2 separate regions of the Homo sapiens genome follow, and region 1 is linked to region 2. The links are chromatin loops, found by intact Hi-C in ENCODE. Cell type or tissue: lower leg skin. All regions are shown on one strand. Links, peaks and the distances in the headings refer to the core of each region. The heading gives the core; the rest is flanking DNA. Region 1 overlaps LOC105371269 (a long non-coding RNA gene). Region 2 has its middle 62 kb from the start of IRX6.

Region 1 (15,482 bases), core at 7,483-15,482, 1.7 Mb before region 2:
GCCGCCACACCTGACTGGTTTTCGTATTTTTTTGGTGGAGACGGGGTTTCGCTGTGTTGGCCGAGCTGGTCTCCAGCTCCTAACCGCGAGTGATCTGCCAGCCTCGGCCTCCCGAGGTGCCGGGATTGCAGACGGAGTCTGGTTTACTCAGTGCTCAATGGTGCCCAGGCTGGAGTGCAGAGGCGTGATCTCGGCTCGCTACAACCTCCACCTCCCAGCCGCCTGCCTTGGCCTCCCAAAGTGCCGAGATTGCAGCCTCTGCCCGGCCGCCACCCCGTCTGGGAAGTGAGGAGCGTCTCTGCCTGGCCGCCCATCGTCTGGGACGTGAGGAGCCCCTCTGCCTGGCTGCCCAGTCTGGAAAGTGAGGAGCATCTCTGCCTGGCCGCCATCCCATCTAGGAAGTGAGGAGCGCCTCTTCCCGGCCGCCATCCCATCTAGGAAGTGAGGAACGTCTCTGCCCGGCTGCCCATCGTCTGAGATGTGGGGAGCGCCTCTGCCCCACCGCCCCGTCTGGGATGTGAGGAGCGCCTCTACCCGGCCGCGACCCCGTCTGGGAGGTGAGGAGCGTCTCTGCCCGGCCGCCCCGTCTGAGAAGTGAGGAGACCCTCCGCCTGGCAACCGCCCCGTCTGAGAAGTGAGGAGCCCCTCTGCCCAGCAGCCGCCCCGTCTGAGAAGTGAGGAGCCCCTCTGCCCGGCAGCCGCCCCGTCTGAGAAGTGAGGAGCCTCTCCGCCCGGCAGCCACCCCGTCTGGGAAGTGAGGAGCATCTCTGCCCAGCAGCCACCCCGTCCGGGAGGGAGGTGGGGGGGTCAGCCCCCCGCCCGGCCAGCCGCCCCGTCCGGGAGGGAGGTGAGGGGGTCAGCCCCCCGCCCGGCCAGCCACCCCGTCCGGGAGGGAGGTGGGGGGGTCAGCCCCCCGCCCAGCCAGCCGCCCCGTCCGGGAGGGAGGTGGGGGGGTCAGCCCCCCTCCCGGCCAGCCGCCCCTACTGGGAAGTGAGGAGCCCCTCTGCCCGGCCACCACCCCGTCTGGGAGGTGTACCCAACAGCTCATTCAGAGCGGGCCATGATGACAATGGCAGTTTTGTGGAATAGAAAGGGAGGAAAGGTGGGGAAAAGATTGAGAAATCGGATGGTTGCCGTGTCTGTGTAGAAAGAGGTGGACATGGGAGACTTTTCGTTTTGTTCTGTAGTAGGAAAAATTCTTATCCTGTTGATCTGTGACCTTGCCCCCAACCCTGTGCTCTCTGAAACATGTGCTCTGTCCACTCAGGGTTAAATGGATTAAGGGTGGTGCAAGATGTGCTTTGTTAAACAGATGCTTGAAGGCAGCATGCTCGTTAAGAGTCATCACCACTCCCTAATCTCGAGTACCCAGGGACACAAACACTGCGGAAGGCCGCAGGGTCCTCTGCCTAGGAAAACCAGAGACCTTTGTTCACTTGTTTATCTGCTGACCTTCCCTCCACTATTGTCCTATGACCCTGCCAAATCCCCCTCTGCGAGAAACACCCAAGAATGATCAATTAAAAAAATAAATAAATAAAATAAATAAATAAATAAATAAATAAATAAATAAAAAGAAAAAGCTCTGGAAATGGGTAGTGGTGATACTTACATGAAATTGTAAATGTGCTTGTATGGGTCCCTTCTTGCTTTGCTATAAAGAAACCTGAGACTGGGTAATTTATAAAGGAAAGAGGTTTAATTGACTCACAGTTCCACAGGCTGTACAGGAAGCATGGCTGGGGAGGCCTCAGGAAACTTACAATCCTGGCAGAAGGCGAAGGGAAGCAGGCACGTCCTACACAGCCAGGCAAGGAGAAAGAGAATGAAGGTGGAGGTACTACACACTTTTAAACAACTAGATTGTGTAAGAACTCACTCACTATCACAAGAACAGCAAGGGGGAGATCAGCCCCCAAGATCCGATAACTTCCCACCAGGCCCCTCCTCCAACATTGGGGATTACAATTTGACATGAGATTTGGGCGGGGACACAGATCAAACCATATCACTGCTTAATGCCACATAATTGTACACTTAAAAAGATCGAAATGATAAGTCTTATGTTATATACATTTTAATCACAATCTTTAAAAAAACAAACAAACTAATAAACTGGAAAAAAGAAAAGCCAGCTACAATGGGCCTCTCTAGGCATAGGGAGATCTTTCTAAACTCTACAGGGAACAGACCCATAAAGTCAGCGGAGAGACCCATAGAGTCAGTACGCATCTCCTGGGATCAAACCCCATGGATGCAGGCTTCTCTCTCGATCTCTGTGCCTCCGTTCTCTTAATAAAGTGAGGATACCAACATTGCTCACCTATTTGGTATGTAACAAGACTGAGTGAAATATGTATTCATATTGCATGAACAGGCATACGTATGAACAGGCATATGTAAAGCATTCAGCACAGTGGCCGGTATACAGTAAGTGCTCAATGATATTAATAGCTACTGATACCACTATCATCATCACCCATGCATACAGGGAAGTGTCTACCTTGACCCTGATCTCCATTCCAAAGGCGGGATGTATTTTGAGGGTGATGAAAATATTCTGGAATTAGTGGTGATGGTGGCACGACCTTCTGAATATACTAAAACCCACTGAATTGTAGTATGCTTTAAAATGGTGGATTTTGTAGTACATAAGTTATATCTGTTTTTCCAAAGGAAGATTATACAGTCACATAAAGTTTTCTGTGATGTAGACAGAATTGTGTGTAGGCGGTACATATTTGCTAAGCCTCAAAGTCATGGACACCACACACAAGGGCGATTTGCCAGCATAGCAGAGAAAGGCTTGCGTGCTGCTGATAGTTTGTAAGAGCTCCCCTGGGGGTGTCGGTAAGCAGCCCGGCTCAGACCCTGGGAGGCCCAGTCACCTCTGTTCTCTCAGAAAAACAAGAAGCCGCAGCATGGACCCATCATCTTGCAACACGTGTGATAACCTCCTCTGAACCTCCAGGCCTGGCGTGAAGGATGTCACGCCTGTTTAGCCACCCGTGGGGGTCGATACCTGCCACACATGCAATTGGCTGGGAAGGTGGCCAGCCTGAGTCTGAGGTCTCCCCTTGACCAGGCAGCAACATTAGCATCCACAGCGGTGTCAACACCTGCCTCCCAGCAGGTACCATGCATGATAGGTGGCTTGTCTTCATGGACAAACTCTGAAGACCGGGGACCACTCACCTCCTGACCTTGCCTGTTTCCACCACAGCCTCGGGGCCAGCCATACCTGGCTCTTTAGTTACCTACTGAAAGGGAGGAGTGGAATCGGACCTTCCGGTGGCAAAATCCAACAAAAACCCCTGGCGTGTGGGGTATCCCGCTGAAATGGAATCAGGCTCACCAACATCCCAAATCCATAATCTCCCTGCCCCTTCCACCTTCACACACACCGCCTCCAGCTTTTGCCCTGCCTTGTCCCTAGAATCCCTTCTTACCTTGGTTCGTAAGATAAACTTGCAGGGCAAGAGGGATGGAGGAAGATCAGCCACGAACCAGCAATCCCAGCCTCACTTGTAAGCAGGGATAACACCGGCCTTGAAAGACAGCTCGAGCAGAAGGTGGGACGATGCCGATCACCTTGGAGAGGTCTCGGCCATCTTGAAGGAAATGCTCAGAAGGGGCACCTGCTTCACGGTGTTAACAAGAATGGGCAGCACCTGCTTCGGCGCCACGGGGTCAGCATCCGCGCGGGCCGCGCCCCGCACCTGGCAGCTGCTGACACAGCACCGGGACGCATTTCCTGCCTGGGTCACTCAGAGGCGCTCAAGCCTAGGATCCAAGCTGGAGGGCTGGGTGCGGAGAGTATTTGGCAGGTGTTGTGGGAAGGCGGGAGGTGTGAGCAGGGGACGGATTCAAAGTTTTCTTGTAACCCGGAGACTGGAATTTTGTGAATAAGTTGGAACTATTTCCTTCTGGGACAGGAGAGACAATTCCTGCTCATACTGTTTGTGTGATAAGACAGAAATCTAGCAACACCCAACCCGAATCCATCAAGAGAAGAGTTGGAAAATGTGTGGGCTCTCGGGACAGAGGAAGACAGAACAACAACCAACATTTCAGTCTGGAGGATAATCTCCAAGGCTCAAATATAGGTATTCAGGGAAACATTGCCCCACACACGAAAACTTCAATGCTACTATGATTATTTAGGAAAGATATCATGCTTAAATATTCACAGTGTATTGTCTGCCAATCATACCTCAATAAAGCACATGAAAATTTAAAAGATATTAGCCGGGCGTATTGGCTCACGCCTGTAATCCCAGCACTTTGGGAGGCCGAGGCGGGTGGATCACGAGGTCAGGAGTTTGAGACCAGCTTAGCCAACATGGTGAAACTCCATCTCTACTAAAAATACAAAAAATTAGCTGGGTGTGGTGGCAGGTGCCTGTAATCCCAGCTACTCGGGAGGTCGAGGCAGGAGAATCGCTTGAACCCAGGACGTGGAGGTTGCAGTGAGCTGAGATCACGCCACTGCACTCCAGCCTGGGCAACAGAGTGAGACTCTGTCTCAAAAAAAAAAAAAAAAAAAAAGTTAGATATTATTAGCGACCTGCCCCTTGAAGTTTAGGTATCAGGTCTCATTGACTTCTTGAACAGGGAGGAAGGGCAGGTGTGACCCACACTGTGGGGCGGAGGCTTCTGGTGTTCAGGTGATTTGTTGGAGGTCGGACAGGCAGAGTGGTGGAACTGGGCCTCTGCTAAGTTTCCACGAACATTTATGAGCTTGTTGTGGGCTGCTTGGTGGGAAAAGTGTCAGGGAAATATTACAGGGAGTGTTAAGAGAGAGTTCCTATTCAGGAGTTGCCCCTGACTCGCTGTGTAACTGAGCAGCTGATGTCTCTCTGGGCCTCAGTTTCTTTATCTGTAAAAGGGCTGCGAAAGGTCTCTGAGACCCCTTTTTGCTCTGGGAAGCCAAAGGTGATCTGTGAATAGTTTTTCTAACTTAAAAGCAACGTGTCAGGTGCAGTGGTTCATGCCTGTAATCCCAGTGCTTTGGGAGGCCAAGGTGGGCAGATCACTTGAGGTCAGGAGTTCGAGACCAGCCTGTCCAACATGGTAAAACCCTGTCTCTACGAAAAATACAAAAAAATTAGCCAGGCATGGTGGCACATGCCTGTAATCCCAGCTACTTGGGAGGCTGAGGCAGGAGAATTGCTTGAACCCGGGAGGTGAAGGTTGCAGTGGGCCGAGATCGCACCACTGCATTCCAGCCTGGGCAACAGAACGAGACTCTGCCTCAAAAAAAAAAAAAAAAAAAAAAAGCAATGTAACCTCTCCATCCCACCCAAATATTGAAAAGAAGGACCCATCTCCTTTCCCAAATTAAGCAGCAGTTGTCTTTCTAATTATAACTTTGATTCTGCTCTGAAATCGGCAGAGCAGCTTCAAACTTTAGGATCTCTCACTGAGGATCCTAAAGTTATGAGTTATCTAACTCCAATGTCTTAGTCATTAAAGTGCCAGCGAATTATGTGTATGTGAATCAAAGCATACTTTTGGGTTTAAGACTAAAAGGTTCGAATATCTGGGGTGTGTGTGTAAGAAAAACGACGAATATCAGCCATTAGAAAAATCAGCTCACTTTGAGACCTCCATGCCATTATTGCCTCCTTTAATATTGCTGACAGTCTCTTGCAAATGTATCACAAGTTGGCATTTATTAGTGCGAGGCACAAGTAAGGGGCATGTTATTTGATTTGAATAACAGCTTGGAGCTACAGTTTGAGTCCAGAAATATATTAGTCAGAAACAATCTCATTTAATAACACAGAAACTAATAAAAGAAAAGTATTCCAACTGATTCAGAATTGAATTTATGAATATTGCTTTAGCAGGATTAATGATCAAAACCCCAACCTGTTTGTCACGTTATAACTGACTTTTCCATTTAAATGCAAAACCAGAAGTCAATGAGTCCAAAAGATTGTATATTGCTTTGAAGAAAACCAGTTCATTTTACATGTAAGCTTCCAAATTGGCAATAAACTTTAATTACAGGGTCAGATAATCAAATTATAATCAAATAGCCTCACATAAAAATCTATGTTTGAAATTAACAAGACACAAGCCTGCCACTTGGTATCATTGCACCTCTGTAACTTACTAACAGACATTTCATTTTCATTTAAAAGTCACCTTAAGGACTTTCTCCTCAATTTCCACCGTGTAGCTTAATTTTATTTAGAAAACATTTCATTCTTAGACCATGCAGTCCTTCAGATTTTCATATTCAGCTCTACATTCCCCCGCCCCTTCTCACCTTGGGGAGGTCTGTTTTACAATTGATGATGGGATTTCCAAATTGGGATGATTGTAACCCTTTCCAACTGAGAGGTGTCTATACTGGGAAGAACCCTTGATCTGGTGTCAGGTATCATTGGACAGAGGCAGCATCCACACCATGGGACTGAGTGGCCTGGAAAATTTTGCCAGAGGAAAAAAATGTGTATAGCAAGCTTGTCCAACCTGTGGCACAGGATGGCTTTGAATGCAGCCCAAAAGAAATTTGTAAACTTTCTTAAAACATTATGAGACTTTTTTTGCAATTTTTTTTCTTTCTTTCTTTTCTTTTTTTAGCTTATCAACTATTGTTAGTGTTAGTGTATTTTATGTGTGGCCCAAGACAATTCTTCTTCCAATGTGGCCCAGGGAAGCCAAAGATTGGACACCCCTGGTGTATAGCTTAGAAATACTTAAGTTATTTTGAAATCAGCAAATGCATTGGCAAATGAATGGCATACCTGCTTCACTGTCTCATGAGATCCGAACAAGCAGAATGCGAAGTAATGCTTCAAAACCTCTTTTTATCTTTAAAAGTGGTTTCTTTGTCTTCTTCAGTAACAGCAGCGTTTTTTGTCGGCATGATGAAGAGCCGGCTGCCGAGCTTCCTCTTCCTGGCAAGCAGGCGAGTGGTGGCCACATGAAAAGAATGAGGAGCTGAGCAGCCTGCGGAGGGGAATCTAAGATGTGCACACTTCTACCATGGCACACTTTCTTCCTCTAAGGATTATACTTTTCTCCTAGCTCTCCCATAGAATAAAATAAATGGAGTGCAAAGCATCCGACAGGGTCACCAGATAAAAATATATTTTTTGTATATCCCAAATATTGCATGGGATATACTAAAAATAAACATCATTCCTTGTTTATCTGAAATACAAATTTAAGTGGACATCCTATATTTTTATTAGCTAAACTGGCAATCCTGGCCTGCAATAAGAATGGCAATAAATGCTTCTTTAAGTGTTCAGAGCTTGACATCTTCTGAAGCATTGAAGGATTTCATGGTGATTAACTTAACATTTCCCAAACTTGCCAATGATCACCCAATCATAAGAATCAGCTGGGAGCCTTATAAAACTATAGATGCCCAGCCGGCATGCTGGCTTACACCTGTAATCCCAGTACTTTGGGAGGCCGAGGCGGGTGAATCGCCTGAGGTCAGGAGTTCGAGACCAGCCTGGCCAACATGATGAAACCCCATCTCTACTAAAAAATACAAAAAATTAGCTGGGCGTCGTGGCGGGTGCCTGTAATCCCAGCTACTCGGGAGGCTGAGGCAGGAGAATCACTTGAACCTGGGAGGCAGAGGTTGCAGCAAGCCGAGATTGTGCCACTGCATTCCAGGCTGGCCAACAAGAGCGAAACTCCATCTCAAAATAAATAAATAAAACTACAGATGCCCAGGCCCATCCTACAATTACTTATTCAGTAAGACCAGGGTTTAGGCTGGAAGTCTGTATTTGGACAAGTTTCCCAGGTGCTTCTTGGCATCAGAAAAGTCTGGAAAACACTGCAAATATTGCAAATATCTCTTGTCTTGTCACTGCATCCCTGAGAAGCAAGTGGTGATGGGGTTTGAGAGTTGGGGCAAAATTATTAACTTTCACTTCCAGCTGGGGAAATAATGGCTTAGAAAAGTGCTCAGCTGTATTTGTAACTTGGACCGACTGAAATGCCAGCCTCAAAATATTTTATTTCATTGCCACATAAAGTAAAAGATCATATGGTTAAGAGATGGACAGACAGGAGGCATCTGACCCTGTAAGTTACTTCTATCAGCATAATTATGATCTTTGCTGTGTTGTCTGGTGTGCTCAAGGGTCCCACTGTGAGCTATTAAAGAATGAGGTATTGATTACCTCTGCCTTGGGTTTTTTATCTGCAGTAAGGAGATCCTCCCTGCCTCAAGCTTTCTCCATGTTTTTAACCCTGGAACAAAAAAAATAGAGTGCGGTGGACCAAAAACCCATGAGAAGTTCCATCCATCAGTGCATGGAGGGTGGAGGGAAGGTGCTATGCAGGTGAGCAACTCTGTCCCCTGGCGGCCACTTTAGCCCCTGTCCCATTGAACATCCATGGGCCCCAGACACACAGGGAAGGCGGGGACAAGTAGGAAAAACAGAACTCCCAAGACAGTCATTTGCACTCTCAGCATGACACACGTGCATTAAAGGGAAACTGCAAGGATGTCAGGGTGATGAGAACATTCAATACAAACAGAGAGGCCCCAGGGTTATGTCCACCCTCCCCCACTCTGCGCAGTTACTGCCAGGGCAGGAAAACTGGGTTTCAAGTCAACAATTTGTCTCCTTCTCCTGAGAGGTGTTTGCCTGCAGAAAGATGAATCAGAGAAAAGATTGAGGTCTGATTTCACCCTCCATGTTCTGCCTTACCATGGCCAAGCACGCAAGGGAACACATGGTGGGAAATTGTTTCTTCCCAAGAGACTCCAGCCTCTAGTAGGAGCCCTGCTGCTGGTTCCCCTTATGCAGTTGAGTGTCTTCTTGCTCTCTAACAACTAAGGCAGTCACATTTTACTTCTGTAGTTAAGTCACCCTCTTTTAAAATGATCACTGAGCCAGTAGGCAGAAAGGCAGCTTACACCCACCTCTTACCGTGACCATGACCTTGGGCAGCCCTTGTCTCTGCCTCAACTTCCAATAACGCTAGTTACATTAGGTGCTAACTTTATGGGATTCTCTGCCGACATTCTTCCTTTGTGTGTGACTGATGGGACATTGTCTACTAGGCACACAGTAAAATCAAAGCTTCTCTTTCCAAAATTAACCCAAAACTGACTTTTGCTGTGCAATCATACTCTTGTAAAATCTGCTTTTCATATCCCTTGAGTTGTTGCCACAACTCTATATAAACATATGGAAAATGTTTCAGTTCCAAAGAAAAAAGCTCAAGTCTTCCCTAAGTCAGTGTATTGAGTCCTTAGACCACATCTCACATCTGAGAGGGGCCAGGGTTTTTTCTAACACCCACTGGATGTAGTTACCACAGCTCTGTGACCTCAGAGGAACCCAGCTTCACCTTATAAGACATGGAGGAGAGGAAAGGGCAAAGTATCTGTGGGCACAAACTGTGGACAGAATGTGGGAACAGGAAAAATAAGCCAGGGGTGATATTAACCATGACAAGTGGTGAGGTTTGGGTGATGAAGATACATTAAAATAATCCTGTCTTTCTTAATCTCCTGAGCCCTTGGTAATGCTCTATTGACTAAATACTTACCAGGTTAAAAACATGTCTTGCTTCCTGCTTTCCTGGAGGCACTCCAGTCTAAATCATCTACAAGGTAAAGAATTTATCAAAAACCATTCTGATAACTTTGACTACCTCCAGCTGGGATGCCCTGCAAAGCTTCCCGAACACCAAGGATCACCACTTACCATCACACTCTTTCTGGAACTGTGAATGCTCTGGGCTCCTGAAGTTAGATTTTGGTTTCAGATGCGATGTTAAATTCTAGGAGGTTGACCCTGGATGGCAACTTGATATATGTCTCAGAGGCCTTGAAGGTACATGCCCTCTTTGATCCAGAAGTTCCAGAGCTAAGAGTGTATCTTAAGAAATGTCATCAGTACAAACCTTATCATTGTTAAAAGTCAGTAATCATGTGTGGCATAAGTAAATTATGGTATGCTCATATGAAAGAATACTCTGTAGCCATTCAAAATCATATAGAGGAATATGCAGTGACATGAAAGAAAGTTCCTCTCCTATGGGTTAATGAAAATTATAGTACCATGTAAAGTTAACAGTGGTCATCTTTGGTTGATAGGATTATAACTGAGATTTTTAAATTCCTTTTTGTCTTGTTTTCCAAATTTTCTGCACAAAGCAAATATTATTTATTTATTTTCAGCGACAGGGTCTTGCTCTGTTGCCCAGGCTGGAGTGCAGTGGTGTGATCATAGCTCACTACAATCTTGAACTCCTGGGCTCAAGCAATCCTTCCGCCTCAGCCTCCCAAATAGCTGGGACTACAGGCATGTGCCATCACACCCAGCTATTTAAAAATATTTTTTGGTAGAGACAGGGTCTTACTATGTTGCCTGGGCTGATCTCAAACTCCTGGGCTAAAGGGATCCTCCCACCCAAACCTCCCAAAGTGTTGGGATTACAGGCATGAGCCACTGCACCCAGGCTGTTGGTGCAGTGGTGTGATCTTGGCTCACTGCAGCCTCAACCTCCCAGGCTCAAGCGATCCGCCCACCTCAGCCTCCCAAGTAGTTGGGACTACAGGTGTGCGCCACCACACATGGCTAATTTTTGTATTTTTGTAGAGATGGGGCTCTCCCGATGTTGCCCAGGAAGGTCTTGAACTACTGGGTGCAAGCAATCTGCCCACCTCGATCCCCGAAAATGCTGGGATTACCGCACCTGACTTCAGCTGGTAACTTTTTAAGTAGGAAAAAACTAATTCCACTTCTGAGTAGGAAAAAAATAATAGAACAGGATAAAAATCTTACTGGCCTTTATGGGACTGACTTCCAGCTTCCACTTTGTCATGAAAAGATTCTATGTTCCTTGTGTTTCTAACTTGTCCCAAACACTATATTCACAGGTTGTCTCGGTTCTTCCTCTCTCACTATTCCTGTGGAAATGTTCCAGACATAAAGGACAAGTAGCAAAAATACCCTCTGATGAGTAAATAATAGGATGCATTCAGATCTGACTTAATTATTGCACTTAACACAGAGCCAGACACGCAGTAGGTGCTAATTAGCTGTTGAATGAATGAAAGAAAATGCAATCTTAGTATTTTAAGGGCTTTTATTTTTTCCATTGTTAAAATAGGGAAAATGTGTTAAAAAAAAAAAAGACATTTAACTCAATTCATAACAAACAGTGGTTTAAAATAGAAATTCCAAACCAATTTTGGCTAAAAGGATGCTAGTATATTCTGAACAGCTGCTGTTGTAGACACAGTCTGAAATAAATAACTTCCAGTGTGGTTCCAAGTCTGTGTTGAATAAACAGCACAGATACAGGAACGAGCTTTATTAGCGTTAATTGCAATGAGTCTGCGCAGCTCAAAGGCCGGATTCTTGCTCACGGCGAAATCTAGCAGTGATGATCCTTCCTCCGGCTGTAGATGGAGCCATAACATTACTAAATACGATCCCAGCACGTGCGTTGGGGGTTTTGTGCTGTAAAAGCCAGATGTTTGGAACTTTTCTGGCTTTAGTTTCTGAGTGTGAACAACCAGAAAACTCAGACCTCTATTTTCTCTGACGCTGACTGGGCTTGGAGAAGCCAAGAGACTCGCTGGGGTGGCTTCAGCTTTCATTCTCCCAGCAATTATCACCTCCTCTCACCTTCTTCTCTGACAATTTCTCTGCTTGAGGGCATCCCGGGGCTGTCAGTCCTGCCTCAGCTGGTGACTTTGTTTAGAAAAATCAGACCTGAATCCAACTTTTCCTCCCATTCTCTTGCCTTCTTTTCACAAAAGCCACTCACAAGCAAGGCGCCTGGGGCTCTCCAGACTTCCTGGGCCAGAGAAGTTCAGGATGGGTTTTCACACCCACAAACGGGGGCCTCTGCGAGCTGGGCGGGCGCAAACTCCACTGTCTCCCCACATCTGTTCTTTCTCCCCCTTCCTGCTCCATCTCTCCTCTTTCTGCACCACCCCAACCTCCCTCACTTCTTTCTTCCCCGTCTCCTCCCTCTTCTCTTCCCCCCTCCTCCACACACACAGCCCTGTAGCCAGAGTCTTGAGACAAAGGCCGTTTCTACATGTGTCTCTGCATGACTCCCCACTGGCCTGCGGCATCTCATCGTGTCACTCCTTCCTCCAAAATATTCCACAGCTTCCTCCCTGCCCTCATTCTGGGGAAGTCCAACCTCCTTGGTTGAGGTTCTAGGGTATAGATCTCCCTTCTGCCTTCCCCAATCCCAGGCTGGGGAGATGAGGCCGACCCAAGCTACCCTGATGCTTCATGCCTCGGGTCCCATTCCTCCTCCACCAGCTGAGATTTTACTCATCTCCCGAGGCCAGGTTACATGCCCCTGCCTCCTTCAAGCAGCCCTCTTTGCTTGCCTCCGGTGGGAATTTCTTTCTCTCTCCTATGGAAGGACTTTGTGATGGCACTTGATGGCATTCTAGATTCGCCTTGGATTCTGATTACTTGGGTGCACATCTGGGTGATGAAATGACGATTTGAAGGTTTCCCCATATGTCCTTCTGCACTGCAGTCTTTCCCGTTCACTCAGCGCATTCTTGCGAGGCTCACTGTTACAAGAGAAGGGAGCAAGGAATTTATACCATGGACAAAGTCTTCTCTTCCCTGGCCTTGGAGCTGCCAAAGTGACTCCATATAGCTTTAGGTGACTGTGTGCCTTGAAAGAGGATGTCGGGCCTGGTGCAGTGGCTCACGCCTATAATTCCAGCACTTTGGGAGGCCGAGGCAGGCAGATCGCTTGAGGTCAGGAGTTCAAGACCAGCCTGGCCAACATGGTGAAACCCTGTCTCTACTAAAAATACAAAAATTAACTGGGCATGGTGCCGTACACCTGTAATCCCAGTTACTGGGGAGGCTGAGACTGGAGAATTGCTTGAACCCGGGAGGCAGAGGTTGTAGTGAGCTGAGATCACACCAGTGCGCTCTAGCCGAGGCAACAGAGTGAGACCCTATCTCAAAAAAAAAAAAAAAAAAAAAAAAGAAAGAAAAGAAAAGGAAGAGAAAAGAAAAGAAAGAGGATGTCTTCACATCCTTGGGCTGGCTAGGAGGAGGGCAGAGGGTGAGTTGAAGAGGATAGGAGTGCAGATGCTGCTGGGTCCTGGAGAAGGTGCCCTGTACATGCCCCACAGACCTAAACCTGGGGGCACTGGGTTGGGAAACCACTGATTCCCAGACAACTTTGTTGGATCTGAGTAGCAAGCTCTGGAGTCTTGCTTCCTGGGTAGGGCTTGGAGAGGTGAACAGAGTCTCGAGGCAACCCAGCTACCGGATGGGTCTGGGTAAAAAAGGCCTTAGCTTCACAGAGTTTCCATCTCCCATGCTGGCACAGAGGGACTCAGGGACACAGAGTCAGGCCTTGTAGTAGAGGCAGGAGGTCCCACCAGCCCCCATGGCCCTGGGGCTGTGATTTCTCCTTGCTGGCTGGCTTGACATCAGCTGCCAGCACCCAGGTCTGTCTGCCAGAGAGGTTTCTCTAGTTGCCAGGGCCGGCCCTGCCCAAGCATGTGGCAGGGCAAAGTGTTGAGAAATTGATGGAACAACGGCCCTAATCCAATGACCGGTGGGAGTTGGTGTATAAATACCCCAGCTCTCTCACTCCTCTTGTGGGATAACTCTGAGATGCACGCACGCTCTGCAGTGTTTTCCAGAGCTCCCCCAAGAGATTATGCTCAGCTGGCCACAGGTAACTTGCTGAATAACACTCTCTCTGCCGGCTCTTCCTTCCCTTCTCTGTCTCACACCCCTGCTCGTTTGGGGGATCACTTCCTTGTAAACTATCTCATGCTATGTATGGTTCAAACTGATACAAACTCAAAAGAGGTTCCTGGAGAGGAACCAAGAGTGCTGCCATCGGAACCCATGGGGACTGACGACAGGGTGGGAGCGGAACTCTCTCAGCTGATTTCGTCACAGACAGATAATGATTGGGACCAGCTATGCCCCAGTTCCCAGAGCTCGCATCTGGTAAGCCCTCAAAAAATCTTCAGAACAACCAGAGAGAAAGGGAATGAGGGCATGTGCTTTAAATTAAGTTGACTTGTGGAAAGAGGAAACTTGTGCTTTAAAAAATCAGAGTTTGTGGGTGCCTCCTCCATCCATTGCTCTCTTCATCTTGCCCTCTCTTTTAGCTGCTTGAGGGCAGGGAATGGGCCTGGCTCAGTCTGTGGCCTCCCATACACCAGTGTCTCCCATGGGAGTTGAGCCAAGTTCAGCCCACCTGGCAATGGGACAAGGCAGGCAGATGGTCTTAAGGAGCTGAGAGTCCCCCACCCGCCCCCGCCAGCTGACCACCAGCAAGGAGACGGGACCCCAGCCCTACACTGGCAAGGAGCTGAAATCTGCCAGCAACCTGAGTGAGCACGGAGGCGGCTTCTTCCCAGAGTCTCCAGTTAAGAACCCAGGCTGGCCAACACCTCGCTTTTGGCACTGGGGAACCCTAAGCCGAGAAGCCAGGCAAGCCCAAACAGCATTCCGACCTACAGGACTGCGAGATCATGAATGTGGGCTCTTTTAAGCCACCAAGTTTGGAGTAACTTGTTATGGCAGCAATAAGAAACTAATAAACAGGTGGTTAGGGCCAGTGAGGGCCACTATTTGTGGCAACTTTGATTAAAATATTGAAATGCAAGCTCTAGAAATGCGCTTTCTATTTCTGTCCATCCTAAAAAGCACGTAGGTCAGTTATGGAGAACTTCCTATCAGGACAGCTTACTGAGAGTAACGAATAAGGCAGGGCACAGTGGCTTGAGCCTGTAATACCAGAGCTTTGGGAGACTGAGGCAGGTGCATCCCTTGAGGCCAGGAGTTTAAGACCAGCTGGGGCAACATGGTAAGACCATCTCTACAAAAAGTAATAATTAAAAAATTTAGCAGGGCATGGTGGTGCCTGCCTGTCATCTTAGCTATTCAGGAGGCTGAGGCAAGAGGATCACTTGAGTGCTCCAAGATTGGAGGGCTGAAGGGTTAGAGTTTGAGGCTGCAGTGAGCTATGACGGTGCCACTGCACTCTAGCTTGGGCGACAGAGTGAGACTGTCTCTAAAGAAACAAACGTAAAGAAGAATGAAGAAAGTTGACTCCTTTTGGATCTTAAGGGGAGAGAGATGGCTACATATCTAAGATGGCTTTAGGTAGGTTTGGTGTGATCTGGAGGTGAGGTGGGGATGAGGTGATCACTGGGATGACTTTTGCATCGCAGAGTTTGATGAATACCACCACGACTGACTACCCAGTGGCTTTTGGCAGATGCGGGCCCTGGGATTTGCCAGGAAGTCTGGTCGTGTGCACACAGGCAGCCTTCCATGAGCATGTTTGACAGTGCCCTGTCCTGTTTGTTTCTCAGTCTGGGTGGTGTGATGGGGCCGAGGTGCAGCTTCAGGCTCACTAATGCTCTTTTGCTCCTCTTCATCCAAGCAAAGGGTACTTGGAACTCAGGTTTGGAATTTGCTTTTCCTCCTCAATAAAACTTTTCTGTTTCAACAGATTTCAAG
Region 2 (15,360 bases), core at 1-8,000:
TTTAGTAACATGTAGTGATAAGGGGCCTTCTTTTTGGACCTCAGGGGTAAGAAGTTGAGTTAATTTTATTCTCTGTTCATGATACCTTGCCATCATTGGTCTGGGCAAGACCTCCTTCACTGTACATGTTTGGTTATCTGATTATTCCCATTAACTCCCATTTCCCTCCTCCCCCATAGGCAACTCTTCTAATGTGTATCTTCATGATTGTTGCATGTATCCTTACAAAATCTGTATTTTTTGTTTGCATGAATATTTAGTCTACATAAGTGGCATCGAGTTACCTATCTCATTATATTTCTTACTTTTTTAACCTAATACCATGCATTGAAGCTCTAGCCCCAATGCTGTCCATACACCTAGTCTGTTGCTTCTATCTGCTTCACAGTTCTCCATGGTGAATGTTTTCAGTTTTCCCAGTGGTAAATCCCTGGACTTTCTCCAAGTTCCCACCACCAGAAAGTAGAACACAATGAATTTCCTCTTGATAGCCCTTCACCATGGACTTGCGTGGGAATTTCCTTGGGGCATATACACAGGGGCAGAATGACTGAGGCTTGATTATACATATGCTAAAGTTGACCAAGTGCTGCCATATTGCTTTCAGAATTATCTTACATCATAGAAGGAAGTTTCTCTACAGCCCAGTCCTCTCAGCATCATGTTTTCAATGCTTAGTGCCTCAATACACCTGGGTATGATTTAAGGAGTGACATGGATGAAAATAGGAAACAGCATCCTAATATTTGCTAAGATTCATTGAGCAGCACTAGCTTTGGACCAAGTATTGTTCTAAGCTTTATATGGGGGGGTAAAATTAGTTCTTGCAACATCCTTTTTGGTAAGTACTATTATTATCTCCATTTTACCCATGAAAGAATGAAGTCGCCGGGTAGTAACATGACGTAGCTGGATTCATTCAGCTGTAACCATAATGTTCTATGGTTCTGGACAGCCTGGCTCTGCTCTCCCATCTCAATCCAGAGCCAGCCCAGACTTCATGAATCTTCCCTCCCAGCCAGGCTACATGGGCTTGGGGCCTCTGAGCAGCACTTAAATTAATTCTGAGGTTTATTTAAAACATAAACCATGCTCAGAATAACATTAGCAATTCAGCTCTTCCAAGGCACCTTTTCTGCCCAAAAGGGGTAACATACCGGATTCTGGAGTGGTCAGAAAGTTGTTCTGAGGTCTCTGAGACAGGTGGACTCACTGTTGACCCCAATTTATAATGCTAAGAAGCGGAGCACAGAAAAAGGTTGCTGGAGAAATAGTAGGGGCGGGAATACTGCCCATGCTGGCGCCGGCTGCACCACGTGCCAATCAATAGTGCTTTATTAGGAGACATAATCAATGTGCAGCAGGCAGACCCAGCCAATTAGGCTTATCGGCTGACAGAGAGGAGCAGGAAGTCTTCCTTTCCTCCTGGTTGTTTTCCTGCTCCATGGAAGAAGTCAGTTCCCGTTTTTTTATCTCTGGGTTCCCACCACGCCATCTCAGTGGGGAGGGAGTTCTGACAGAAAGCAGGTTTAAGCTATCTCAGTCCCCTTGAGCCCAGGGTCAGACCAGCCAGCCCTTAAGGCCAGCTTGCAATAGGAGGCAAAAAAAAAAAAAAAAAATCAGAAACACAATCTATGGGCTTCTTGGCAAAGAAGAAATACCAATTAGGCCTGACCTGGTCATTCTCTCTTTCCTCTTTATCCCCCTCATCCTCCCTACAGGCTTGAGAAATTTCTCACTGGGCTCCTTAAGTGTCTCCTGGGCAGACAGAGGTGGGGGCGGGGAGAACGCACCCCAGTTGGGGCACTTCGAAATATCAGTTTCACAGCAAAAAGGCAGCCCTTTAACATTTAACTGAGACTGATTGTACGCTGGAAAATAGTGTATTTATCAACTGCATCTGTCTTTGCCGCTGCTTTCTCCTTCCAAAAAGATAAATTACTGCAGCAGATAAGGATCCAGCTTTCAGGGCGATCAAATGAACGCCAGGAGTCCTCAAGATAGGAACGGTTTATGAAACCCGGCTCCTGCCCACTTGAGTGAGCCAACTAAGAGGGTGCCAAGAATGTAATGGCCACATGGGTTATTGGCCTTTCCTCCCTGCCGTGGTACATTACACGGGGGTAAGAGAATTTGCTTTTAAAGTATCTTTTGCAGTCTCTTCTAATAAATCACTGAGCAATCCCTGGTGCTTGTTGTGGTCGGTGGTGGTGATCCATGGTGAAACGACAGGCGGGTTTCAGGGCCGGATTTTCCACCAGTGCAGCCTGCGCGTGGTAGGTGAGTGGCAAATGCAGCAAAACAAGATGGTGGCCTCCAAGCAATGAGAGATCGAGAGACACTGCCGCATGCAAGTATCGGGATCTCCTTGACCTTGGCTGGGACTTCACGGGAGGTTTCCGGAGCAGCCCCATGGACTCCCCAGCTTATGATTTAGAACCAGTTGAGCATTTCAGTTAGCAAATTGTATTTAATGCTGTGTAACCTCAGGGCTCTTAATGTAAGATTTGTAGATGCAGAATTCAGAGCTTTAAGAAAGCTTGCCCAACCTCTGGGAAACCAAGAGGGATTTTCAGTCTCTGTAGAGTATTACCTGCCTGTGCATAGGGAAGATGCATAGGAAATGTCTTAAGGGTTCAAGTGTCTATTGTGTCCCTTAGGCGGCTCTACCTTAGTTAAGTGCTAGCTCTTGTCAGTCACGATTGTGTGATATTTGTCGTAAATGTTCTTTATTATTATTATTATTGCTGTTATTATTATTTAGGTCATTTAATTACTCTTAATCTGACCTTGTCTCCCTGTGTAAATATCCCCCTTCTTCCTTGCCATGTGTCTCTGTGCAGATTTGTAGGCAGTTATCAAATCAATCCCTTCTCCGCACCCCACCCCATGCCAATCACCACCTAACCAAACTACATACATATATATTTAGCTCTTTTAATCTTTTTTCTCATAAGGTTCTAATTTTACATTTTCTGGGGTATTTTAGATTTGGCAGAATGGCCTTCGTCTGTGAAGAGTAGAACTTAATTATCAAAAGCTGAGCCGGAGTGAGCTATCCATCACTGGGTGACATATCCTTGCCTGTGTTCATTTGAAAAACATTTTTTTTGTAGCTCTTGGAAGAAGAAAAAAAACAAAGCTGCCAGAAGGAAAAAAGAAAAAAAGGAAGGAAAAGAGAAAAAAGGAAGAAAAAGAAAAAGAAGAAAAAACTTCATTCTGACATTCATCATCCCGCAACACAACCACATAACATATCAAAATATCACAACGTGAGGTATCAAGTGTTGAGAAGGCTCATTTGATTTCTCTCTTGCTTTTCTTTTCTTTTTCTTCTCTTTTTTATTTTGTTGAAAACTGAATCTAGCATGTGAAAGTTAGTCCTGTAAAATGCCTCCTACAGTAAACATCATCTTTTTGACAAGGTTTGCATTATAATTAAGGCCTGTCTGAGTAGCTACGCAACTGCGTGTTGCACTGTTTTCTTTAAGAGACGGGGTTTTTTAACAGCCAGATAAATGCTCAGCGTGGCCCAGCCCAGTGGGACAGCGACACCCTGTGGCCGTGTCTGCTCATGGACCCAGGGTGGGGCCACACAAGGCTTGGCTGGAGGAAGGCCTGTTCAGAAGGGTTCCCAGGGTGAATTCTGGTATTATATTGCCATGTGAATGCTGACAAGATTCGCCAAGAGGGGGCCAGTTTTGAGGCAGAGGAGCCTGTCCTGTGTGATTTAAATGAGATACAGAAGACAAAAGTACCTGGCAGAGGGCCCCACCACAGCAGGCTCTTACCCTGTGCCATACCCCAAATTGCCAGATGCAGAATGAGAGGCCAACTCTTTTCTGACAGGTCCGATTCAATGACACACTAACTCCAAAAGGCTGCCCCTGGAATCTTACCAGAAAGCAACCCTAAACCCCATGTCAGGAACTTCTATCAGCGATCAACAAGACTGGTGACAAATCCACTCAGTCATCCAGAGGCTTCCAAAAGCCTTTGAATAATGAATTCAAATATTTCATCCTTGAGAGGAACGATGGTTTTTGTCAGTTGATTTGTATTCCAGCCATTTATTTAAATAACCAACCGATAAAATACACGTTTTCATAGTAAATAAAATCTGCAGATCCTCACCCCATAATTGGTTAGTCCATCAGCACTTTTATCCATTATATATGGACTTAAATGCAACAAGATGAGGTGGCGTGCTCCCTCCTCTGCAGGAGGACGGCAAATGTTTACAACGGTGGTTGCAGTTTCAGCTAATATTTTCCGGAAACATATATTTGTCATCTCTCTTCTCTAAGTTATTCCAGGTTTCTTCAAAACACATGAATTGAGATCGCTTTGTCCAAATTTATTTATTTTTTCTCTTTTAGTTTGTTGTACTTACCGGGCATAACCAAAAAAGACATTCCCTCTGGCATGCCAAGGCCTGGCGGGTCCTCAACGGCCAATGGCTATTTCCACTCTTTGTTGATTGAGTCCTGGCGCCGTACCCTGAATGCCAGATGCAGAATGAGAGGTCAACTCTTCTCTGGTGGGTTCAAGTCAATGACAAACTAACTCCAAAAGACTGCCCTGGAGTTAACAAACACTCAGAGAAAATACGCAATGAAAATCATCAATTTACCAGGTGGAAAAACAGCCGCCTCCAGAGGCTAAGCCAGGCCAAGCCAGACCAGGATTACTTCCTATGTCTACCCTGTTGAGTGCCTTTATTTATTTATTTATTTATTTATTTTATTTTATTTTATTTTTTTTTTGAGACAAATTCTCACTCTGTCACCCAGGCTGGAATGCAGTGGCACAGTCTTGGCTCACCACAACCTCCGCCTCCCAGGTTCAAGCGATTCTCATGCCTCAGCCTCCCAAGTAGCTGGAACTACAGGCATAAGCCACCACACCCGACTAATCTTTGTATTTTTTAGTAGAGACAAGGTTTTGCCATGTTGGCCAGGCTGATCTCGAACTCCTGGTCTCAAGTGATCTGCCTGCCTCGGCCTCTCAAAGCGCTGGGATTACAGGCGTGAGCCACTGCACCCGGCCTGTTGAGTGTCTTTTACACAGAACACACCAGTTGGTGTTTAAGGGACATCTCTCAAATCCTAAGGCATAAGAAGAGAAAAAAGAGGCCAATGAGAAAAAAATGACGATTATGGTCAAAATACCTAACATTTATTGAGCATTTACTTTCTGCCAGCTACTGTTTAGGCACTTTAAGTTCATTAACTCATTTAATTTTCACAAGAACTCTACAAGGTGGCACTGCTATCATCACTGATGTAAAGATCAGAAAACTGAGACACGAAAGGATTAATTTTTTAGCTGCAGGTCACCGGCTTACTCGGGAGCAGTGGTGGGTTCCTATTCTGAGAGGACTCCAGTGACTAACTGCAAGGTGGCGATGCTGCAGATAATCAACACATGAAATAAACATTTTAGTAGTAAATAAAGCCTGCAGATCCTCATCCCGTAATTTGTTAGTCCATCACCACTTTTGTCCATTACATATGGACACAAACGTAGCAATCTGGAGATCAAATCCATTTTAAAGGTGGGGAGACTGGGAGCCAGGGTGTGGATGTTGGGTGTCCACCGTCACACCAGGTAGCAATGAAGTACCAGGGCCCAGCTTGGCTAATTTTCATGATACTGCACTTGATGTTGCGTGTCAGCCACCCAGGTGCCTGCCAGATGGCATCCACGTTGTGGTACCTTCACCTTGACAGCAAATATGTAAATCTCTGCTCTCAGCCTTGCAGAATCACCATCATTAGAGCCTCAGGAGGGTTTCAAGTCCATTCTTCTTTCCTTTTCTCTGGATCTCATTGTCACCATCAAAGAAAAATAATTACCATGTTAGAGAACAACTCTTTGTTACATGATACAAAAATAGGGCCTCAGGGCACAGTGAGCAAGTGAAAGATGAGAGTGCTCAGTTTTGAGATAAAGCAAATGGGAGGATGTCCACTTGGGACTGATTCAAGAAGGGCCTGGAGATGGTGGCCCTGATTGCACGGATATCCTAAATTCCCTTCTCGCCCCATTAATTCACCTCCACACAATGTCTGACCCCAGATGCATCTCTTCCAATCCCACAGGGCACATAGTGTTTGTCCTACTGTCTTCCCTTCTCACAGTCTCTCTCCTCCTTCAGCTCTCTCCACCATGATGGCATTAGTCTACACTACAATTGCTGCCCACCAGGTCTTTCCAAAGCAATTCAGACCTTTCCATCCCCTGCTCCAAAGCTTTCAATAGTCCCTCACTGCTTATAGAACAAAGTCCTAGGTCCTAAACCTAAGCCCAACTTTTCACTCTTTTTCAACCCCCTCCAAGTCCCCTATGCTCCAGCCAAAGCTAACACAAATTGTCCTGCCTTTGAGCTTTGCTCATGCTTTTCCATCTACCTGCAGGGTTGTTGCACTGCACAACTCCAGGAGGCTCATCTCCATCAGAGGCAATGTGACTAGCACCCAGTGGGGTTGGTCAGTATACAACCTGCACAACTATACCTGGCCACCTGGCCATCTGGATCTTATATCCCACCACACCCATGTCCCTCCATCTAAAGCAAGGTTGTCCAACATGTGGCCTCTAGGCCACATGTGGCCCAGGATGGCTTTGAATATGGCCCAACACAATTTCATAACCTTTCTTAAAACATTATGAGATTTTTTTGCAATTATTTTTAGCTCATCAACTATCATTAATGTCAGTGTATTTTATGTGTTGCCCAAGACAATTCTTCTTCTTCCAATGTGGCCCAGGAAAGCCAAAAGATTGGACACCCCTGAACTAAAGCAAGATTTCTTTAGAGCAGCACTGTTGACATTTTAGAACAGATCATTCTTTGTTATGAAGACATGTCCCGTGCATTGGAGAATGTTTAGCTGCATCGCTGACTTTTTCTCCTCCTAGTTGTGACAACCAGAAATGTCTCCAGGCATTGCCAAAGGTCCCATAGGAGGCAAAATCATCTCTGGTTGAAAGCTGCTGCTCTAAGTCCTACCCGAATTTGAAACTTCACCCTCAAAGCCACCTATTCCACTGACCTGAGAGTGCACTCACTTTCCAGGGAGTATCCCCAGAACTGTGCCCACTCCTCCTCCATTGAAGCACTGAGTTTTTTCTACTTCAAATTATGCAGATATATATGTATGTGTGTCTGTGTATAAATACATATACGTATGTGCAAGTGTACATATGTATGTGTGTATATAAGTATGTATACATATATTTATGTGCATGTGTATATATGTGTGTATGCAAGTGTGTATATATGTACATATGTGCGTATATATCTCTAAGTGTGTGTGTGTATATATACTTATGTGTATGTGTATATAGGTGTGTGTATATATCTAAGTATGTATTTATATATTTATATGCATGTGTATTTGTGTGTACAAATGTGTATATATGTGCATGTGTACATATGTTTGTACATATATAAGTATGTATATATATTTATGTGCATGTGTATATGTGTTTGTGTGTATATAAGTAAGCATATATATATTTTTGTGCATGTATATCTAAATATGTATATGTGAGTGTGTGCATATATGTGTGTACATATAAGTATTTATAATTTATGTGCATGTGTACATGTGTGTGTACAAATGTGTATATATGTGCATGTGTATATATGTGTTTATGTCTAAAGTATATGTTTATATGTATGTGTATATATGTATATGTGTATATATAAATATGTATAATTACATGTATGTGTATATACGTATGTGTGTTTATATATCTAAGTATGTATATTTGCATTGTATATATGTATATGCGCATATATATGTGTATATATTTACATGTATGTGTATATATGTTTGGGGGCATGTATCTAAGTATGTATATATGTGCATGTGAATGTATGTATATGTGTGTATATAAGTATGTATATATTTACATGTATGTGTATATATGTATGCGTGTATATCTAAGTATGTATATTTCTATTACATGCATGTGTTTGTATCATGTATGTGTATATTTATCTAAAGATGTATATCTTTATGTACATGTGTATATATGTGTGTATGTGTGTGTGTGCATGTGTGTGTGTGTATATCCCTTACCAGAATGTAATCTCTTTGGGGGCATGCTTTTTAATCGCATATCCCTCAAGGACTTACATATAGTAGAAGCTCAACAAACATTTATCAAGTGACTGGGGGCAGTGAACCAAACAGCTTGCTGTGCCTCCCTCCCAGTAGGAAAACAAGTTTCAAACCTGCCTTGTGACGGCTGCCGTACCAGTCACATAGAAGTACAGCCTGTTGCTCAGATGCAATAGAAACTTAATATTTTACCTGAAACCCTGATTTATGTGTAACCACTCTTCTCCTTGTGAAAAGAGAGCTTGTTTTAGCAAATGGGTCCAGATTTAGTCCATTAGCTTAAGATAAGTGAAAAACTCTAGGGTTTGGTGAAATCATGCAATAAAATATCATTAAGCACTACAGCTTGTCAAGGCAGACGGCAGGTTTGAGTTGAAAGTCAGGAGACCGTCTGAAGTCTGAAGTGAAGCAAAATGCACAATGGATGAGATGGGGGCAGCTGGCTTTCATTTGGGGAGGTCGTCAGAGGACTCTCGAGGCTGTGATGTAAATGAACAACAGAGGCCCTGACAATTTAACTGTCATCGGTGCAAATGCTGGGACTGGCACGGCCACAAGCTCTGGCCTTCACTCCATCTGGGCAGCTCCTGGCCTGCATTATAGGATGGGACCCCAGGGCTGGAAGATGAAAGAGCTGAGTCCGGCTTCTGGAAGCCCAAAAGATCCTGCTGGCGTGCCCGGCTGAGGACTCATGGGCAGCTGGTATCCAAGCGACAAGGGCCACTACCACTTCTGGTGGTCCCTGGGTGTAAGATCCAAATCCCCACATAGGCTGAATGAACTCCATTCCCTGCTGCATCCGGCTTTGGGAACCATGGGCAGCCACTGAACTCTCCCTCTTCTCCTTCCTCTCTCCGTCTCTGTTTATCTCTCCATCTCTCCTACCCTATCTCTCTGTGCTCCTATTTCACTCACTATATGTGTGTCTCTCTCTCCCTCTGTATGGCTGTCTCTGCATTTGTGTGTGTCTGTCCGTCTCTGCATTTGTGTGTGTCTGTCCATATATGTGTCTGTCTCTGTCACACCTTCTCTGTGTCTTTGTCTCTCTGTGTGTTCCTCTTTTTCTGTCTCTCTTCAACTTTAGCTCTTTCTTCTCTGTCTTCTCACTCCTTGTCTCTTCCTCTTCCCTATTTTCCTTTCTTTGTCTCTGTTTCCTATCTGCTTCTCTGTCTGCCTTCCTTAGTCTCATACTTCTGCATGCTCTCTCTCTCTTTCTCTCCTCTGTCTCTGTCTCATCTCTGTCTCTCTCTTGCTCTAAGAGAATCAACCTAAAATAGACTGTTTTCCTGGAACCTCCCCAGCCTGTTCCTGGAGATGCCAGCAGCACAGTGGAATTACAATCCAAGCTATGGCTTCATTCCACCTCACTCCTTCACCCTGGGTGTCTTCTCTCTTTACCAGCTGACCATGTGCAGGCAGCAGTTTTAATGCCTTTTTGCTAGAGTCTAGGGTCAAACACGCTCTTGTGTCCTCACTCCTCGCCCTTCACTCCTGGCAGAAAGTGCCAATCTCTCTTTCCCAATGAGGCCCGCAGAGCTTCTTCTGAACAAGCTGCTCCAGACATCTCCAACCAAGCAACCAGAGCAAATGCAGGAGACAGATGGATGTGCCATCCCAGACCTAGAGAGTAAGGGGCTCAAACTCCTTCAGAAGTAGCCCAGCCATGGCCATTGTGGAAAATAACAGTGGCATTCATTGTCGGTGCTTGATATGGTGCTTCGTTTTCTATATAAGGTGCTTCATGTAGTCGTTATAATCCATTATTTCCCCCATTCTCCAAATTGAAGAGGCTCAGAGAGAGAGAAAAAAAAAACTTTCCCAAAGTTGTTTCCTAAAGAGCAAGTCAACTAGTTGGGGTGCAACCCCACAGCTATCTGACTCTGCACACCAAATGAAGCAGTTCTTCCTCTCATTTTGGAAAAAGACTCTATTTTCTTCTATTTATTGAGTGCATACCCCATTTGAGTCCCTGTGCTTAGCACCTTATATGCATCATTTTGTTTCATATGTGTAATTCCATAAGGTAGCTACTATGCCTATCATCTCCCATTGAATAGATGCAAAAACTAAAGACCAGAGAGTTTAATTCATCTGCCCGAGGTCACACAGCCAGTTAAGCAGTAGAGCTAAGGTGATGGGCTGCAAACAAATTAATAGATTCCAACTGGCATACCTAAATTTATATTTCCGCCTCCGCCAAGGTCCCTACCACTGCAAGTAATCCTGAAAATTCGTCATGAAGCTTTCAAAACAATTTATGCAAACAAACCTCAAGTGGGGCTATTTGTATTGGCAGCCCATTTCATTTAACCACCCACAACAAGGAACAGATGGCCAGAGAACTGGAATCTACAGCAAAGAAAACAGGAGGGGCAAGGGCATCCAAAGCTGCCTTCCTTCCCCGATGCCCGCCCAACTGCGTGACGATTACAGGCTTGTTCTTGTTTATGTCTTTGATTCTGTTGTTATTTTATGTACTTGTGAAACCGACCCAGCATTTCATGAGACAAGTTTGTTCAAAGACCATTTGCCAACCATCTTTGGTTACCAGGAGCCTGGCTTTCGACACCAGACTTGGAGGCCTTTCCTCACTGAGCCTTCTGGCAAGGGGGCACGGGAGGAAGGAGAAACAGCCTGAAGATGTTGGATTAGGGATTGCCGAACAGTTCGAGACACACGTGGAGGGAGTCATATTTACCTGCCTGTTTTCCCACCTTTGTTTCAACTGGGTATCTCCCACTCTGCGAGGGGACAAGTCCTGAACTGGAAGGTAAATCCTGGGTTCAAATCTGCCCTCCAGCTGTGTTGACATTAGACACATTGTCTAACTTTTCTGAGGCCCCAGTGAGCTCATGGGTGAGGCTACCCTTGCCTCCTTGGCAGGGCTATTGTGATACTTAAATGACATATGAATGATGCATATATCTGGGTGACTTGTCAATGATATAATGCTATTCAACTCCAATTGTATTAACGTATGATATTTATGTGGCTGGCTCCGTCACAGGCCATTTCATCAACCAATAAATATTATTGAGCATGTATTACTTTTAAGGTACTGTGATGGGTCTGGAAAAGTTCAAAGAGAAATAAGTCATGGTCACTGTCCTGGAGGGAGTTCCTAGACCAGTGGCAAAAGGTATTTTTTTAAAGATTACTGATCTTATAGTGTGTCATTAATACTCTTTCTGCTGAGAGGTGGGGTCTGTTTCTCCTTCTTGAATACTAGACTTAAAGTAGAAGTGGTAATATGTGACATCCAAGACTAAGTCATAATAGACAGTAGAGCTTCTACCTAGTTCTCTTAGGGCATTTGCCTTTGGAGCCCTGAGATGCCATAGTAAGACTTCTGTGGCTGCCATAATGGGAGGAAGCCCAGTCCACATGAAGAGGCCATCTGAACATTTTCCTGTCAGTAGTCGGTGTCAAATGCCAGACACAGGAGTAAAGACATCTCCAGATGATTCCTGTCCCAGCCATCAAGTCACCACCATCCTCGGGTTCTTCCCAGAAAGACCCCAGACATTGTGGCACAGAGACCAGCAATCTCAGCAATCCCTTTTCCCAATTACTGACCCACAAACTCCATAAATGTAATAAAATGATTTCTTGAAGTGCTAATTTTGGGGGTAGGTTGTGTGCAGAAATAGATAACTAGAAAAAAAAGCAAAAGGAGATGTATACACATGAAAAGCTCATTTAAAATACATATTACTATATATCACAGATAGTAATCAAATAGGAGATGAGAGGAGGGGAATGTTTGGGCTGGAGGTCAGGAAATACTGTTTGAGGCAGGAAGGAAAAAGTTGAGCTTTAATTATATGGGTATTATTTGGATTGGGGAGCTCAAGGTGCAGGAGTAAAGTTATTAATAAAAGAACCCATAACTCAATATGTCTGTAATGATTATAGTAATAACAATTACAGTAATAGCTAATGATGTAGGGTGGTGATTTTAAATGCTTACCAATTATTATTTTTCCTTGGTATTTCCTGTTACCCCATGACCCCTTCTTAGCTTTTAGGCAGCTGCACCATGTGGCATCCATTCCCTCTAGAAAAAGATGTGAAAACAAAACTGGTGAAAAGTATTGGTGAGCCAGGAACGCAGGCCTCAAAATCTCCTTGGAAAGGAGCTTATGAGCTGCCGCCCTATTTACTGTCCCTGAGGTTAGATAAATAGCCCCTGGTGGTGAAGGATAATCTGAAGAAATAAAGAGCATTTAGATACCCTGGGGTCTGAGTGAAGGACATTGAAGCTTGACTCACCTATCCCACTTCCAAGCAGATATGTTTAAGGAATTCCAAAGCTGAAGATGCCAGGGTCTCTGTTCCCACAGAAGGAGCAAGACCCCCGACCCAGTATAGCGGAAGAGTAGAAGAAAGAGGGGTAGGTCTGACCAGAGGATACACACAGCCTCACAGGGTCTCGTGTGGTGGCCGAAGACAATGGCTCCCTCTACTTCTATGGGGAGGGTTTCCAACAGCGAAGAGACAAGAGGCAGATGCAGTCTTCTCAGACCTTCTGAGCAGCCCAGCTGCAGCCCAGGGAGCTGACAAATAGAGGAGGCCTTGCTTAGGAAGGAAGGTCACAGTAGTGACCAGTGTAGACAGGTGACCAGAGGCCAGATGAGAACGAGAATGACTTACCAGATGCCAGCAAGCTTACTGATGGCCACCCTTGTCCCCCTAGCACCCTGTTGGCACAAAGCCTATCCCCAGGGAAAGTGGACAACACTAAATTGGCTGGTTTCTAACTCTTGCCTTAAAATAAAGATTGAGCTGTTTAACAAAGCAATGACATTTATGCTCAATGAACTTTGTAAAATACATTTCACTCTGGCTGCATCAACATTTATTGAATATTTACTAAACTGGAAGCACTTTGCTAGGCCCTTTGTATTTTCTAATTCACCCCTTACAACAATCTTATGAAGTGGGTCCTGTCCCCATTTTTTGGAAAGGGGAAATGAGGCCCAGAGATGTTAAGTAGTTTGTCCCAGATCACTCAGCCTCTAAGTGGCATAGCAGAAATTCAAACTCGAGACTGTCTGGCTTCAGAGATTCTGCTCTCATCACCAGCTCCAGAACGCCTCCTCTGGATGTCTGTTGTCCACTTGGAGGCCTAGTTCTATTCAAGCTCCTAAATCAATGTTGTAACTTCTGTTCTAAAATAATCACATGTACCAGGCAGGATAGAGCAGGGAATGCTGCAGTAGCAAATGGCTGAAAATCTCAGTGCCTTAACACAACAAAGACATGGTTTTTGCACACACTGCATATCCACTGCAGGTCCGCTGGAGGGTTATGTCCCTCAAGTTCCTCATTCAGGGATTTGCACAGCTGGAGCTTCTGGAGCATTACAAACTGTGTGGCAGGGGAAAGAAGCAAAGACTAAATTGCACATTGGCTCTTAAAGTTTCTGCCCAGAAGTGACATGTGTCACTTCTGCTCACACCCCATTGGCTGAAGCAAGTCAATGGCTACACTGGCAGGGGGTGAGGAGATGTAGCTCTACCATGCGCTCAGATGGAGGAGAATTTGACTATAGTAGTGATGTTGCTAATGACCAACACATCTGAAAACTCCATTTATCATAAGATTTTGTTTAACAACGGGGAGGATGCAGGACATGGCCTCTGAAGAATCTCAGCCCTCAGCAGTTCAACCAATCAACAAGACCACGATTATTGTGACCTATTGTAAACCTTCTTTATGGTGACTTCTCACAAAGTGTCAGAGCTACTGGGGCAAGTGGGTTATTTAAATGAAGCTGCAGGTGATATTGAAAAGAATTTGCAGTCTTGAGAGGAAAAGAGATTGCAAAGGATTAGCATCTCCTTCCTCCTTCAGGATCACCCTCCACATATTGCAAAGCCATCTCTCCCTGGAATGGACCCCAGACTCCTCCTCAGCTGTCTCAAAAGCAGATCCATTTCAATGCCACATACTCTTTCAGAGTGGGAAGCACATTTCCTGCTGATGTCCCAAATGTGCCACTTATCTCTCTGATCTCATCTATGCTCAGATATTATGAGCCAAGGATTGCTACTGTAGCATGGTTGAGGTGAGTAGCATTTCCCTGGTGGTGGCTTCACACATTCCTATTGCCCTTCCCAGCCACAAACAGGACCAGCATGTCAGCAAGGCAGGGGCTGAGTGAAGAAGTGAGACCTTAGTTCTGAGATTACAACTTCTCCTGGGGATTTTGGTTGCATCTTTAACACCAAATGGCAATTAATTCTCTGAAAAGGTCTCAGATGTTAATCCCCTAGGAAATGTTAATTAACTCTTATTAGGATTATACTAGTTCTGAAACTTGGGAGAAAACAACAGACACATCTAAGGAATGATGAATTGTGAATGTGTCATCTTTCATACAAAGGGCTCACTATCCTTTCATTCCTCCAGCCACCCATCCATCCATACACCTATCTACCTATCCATTCTTCCATCCATCCATCCACCCATCTACGTATATATCTATCAACCATCCATCCATCCTCCACCTACCTATCCACCTATCTGTCCATTCATCCATCTATCCATTCATTCAACCAGCCACCTATCCATCCAACCACGTATCTATCCACCCATCCATCCAGCCACCTATCCATCCACCTATCCATGTATCCATCCATCCATTTACTTATTTATTCATCTATCCATTCATCCATCCATCTACCCATCTATCTATTTATCCATCTACCTGTCCACCCATCTGTCCATCTATCCATCCATTTATTCATCCATCTAACCATTTACCTATTCATTTATTCATCCAACCATCCATCTATCCATGCATTCATTCACCCATCTACACATTTACTTATCTATTCATTCATTCATCCATTTATCCCTCCACCCACCCATTTATTCAACAATAAGCAAATGTAGACATGGTTTCTGCCTCATGGAAGTTACATTCTAATGGAGATTGGGGGAAGGATGGACATTTATCATATAATCACACAAATATGCAATTACAAACTGTTATAAATAAGGTGCATGAAGATATGAGAGCAATAAAAAAAGAGACCTGGTTTAGTTTGAAAGACATGACTAATGTTCACTCACAACCAATTCTCTTCTGCTGCCTGGTCCTTCAGGAAACTAACTTCCCAGCCCTTTGGGGTCATGTGAGAATAAAATGTGAGCATACATGAACCATTGAAACACCTCTCCATGATTCTCCAGCCTCTCATTCCCCTTTGAGGCAAAT

The links. A loop is a pair of places that touch in the nucleus more often than their neighbours do. Peaks named below come from ENCODE experiments on the same cell type or tissue, not always from the same donor. Only the 100,000 strongest peaks of a DNase experiment are listed, where the experiment ranks them.
Region 1: it touches region 2 in a loop (4-fold over the local background); 14 of 110 quality-filtered maps call a loop at or near these places.

Annotation. Positions count from the first base shown.
Region 1 is chr16:53,538,726-53,554,207 of GRCh38, forward strand. LOC105371269 (a long non-coding RNA gene) reads right to left here. Exons shown (of 8, transcript XR_933588.4): 4 at 9,699-9,872; 5 at 9,541-9,597; 6 at 8,160-8,229; 7 at 6,759-6,963; 8 at 5,613-6,433. Among named protein-coding and RNA genes, the nearest start is that of AKTIP, 43 kb to the left of the region's middle. RefSeq lists an enhancer at 8,190-8,691 and a silencer at 8,249-8,428. In lower leg skin, for the core only: no CTCF peak of the experiment used is centred there; a DNase peak (open chromatin) is centred at 11,391.
Region 2 is chr16:55,254,603-55,269,962 of GRCh38, forward strand. No RefSeq gene overlaps it. Among named protein-coding and RNA genes, the nearest start is that of IRX6, 62 kb to the right of the region's middle. In lower leg skin, for the core only: a CTCF peak has its summit at 3,585 (motif pointing left); DNase peaks (open chromatin) are centred at 3,569, 4,479 and 4,969.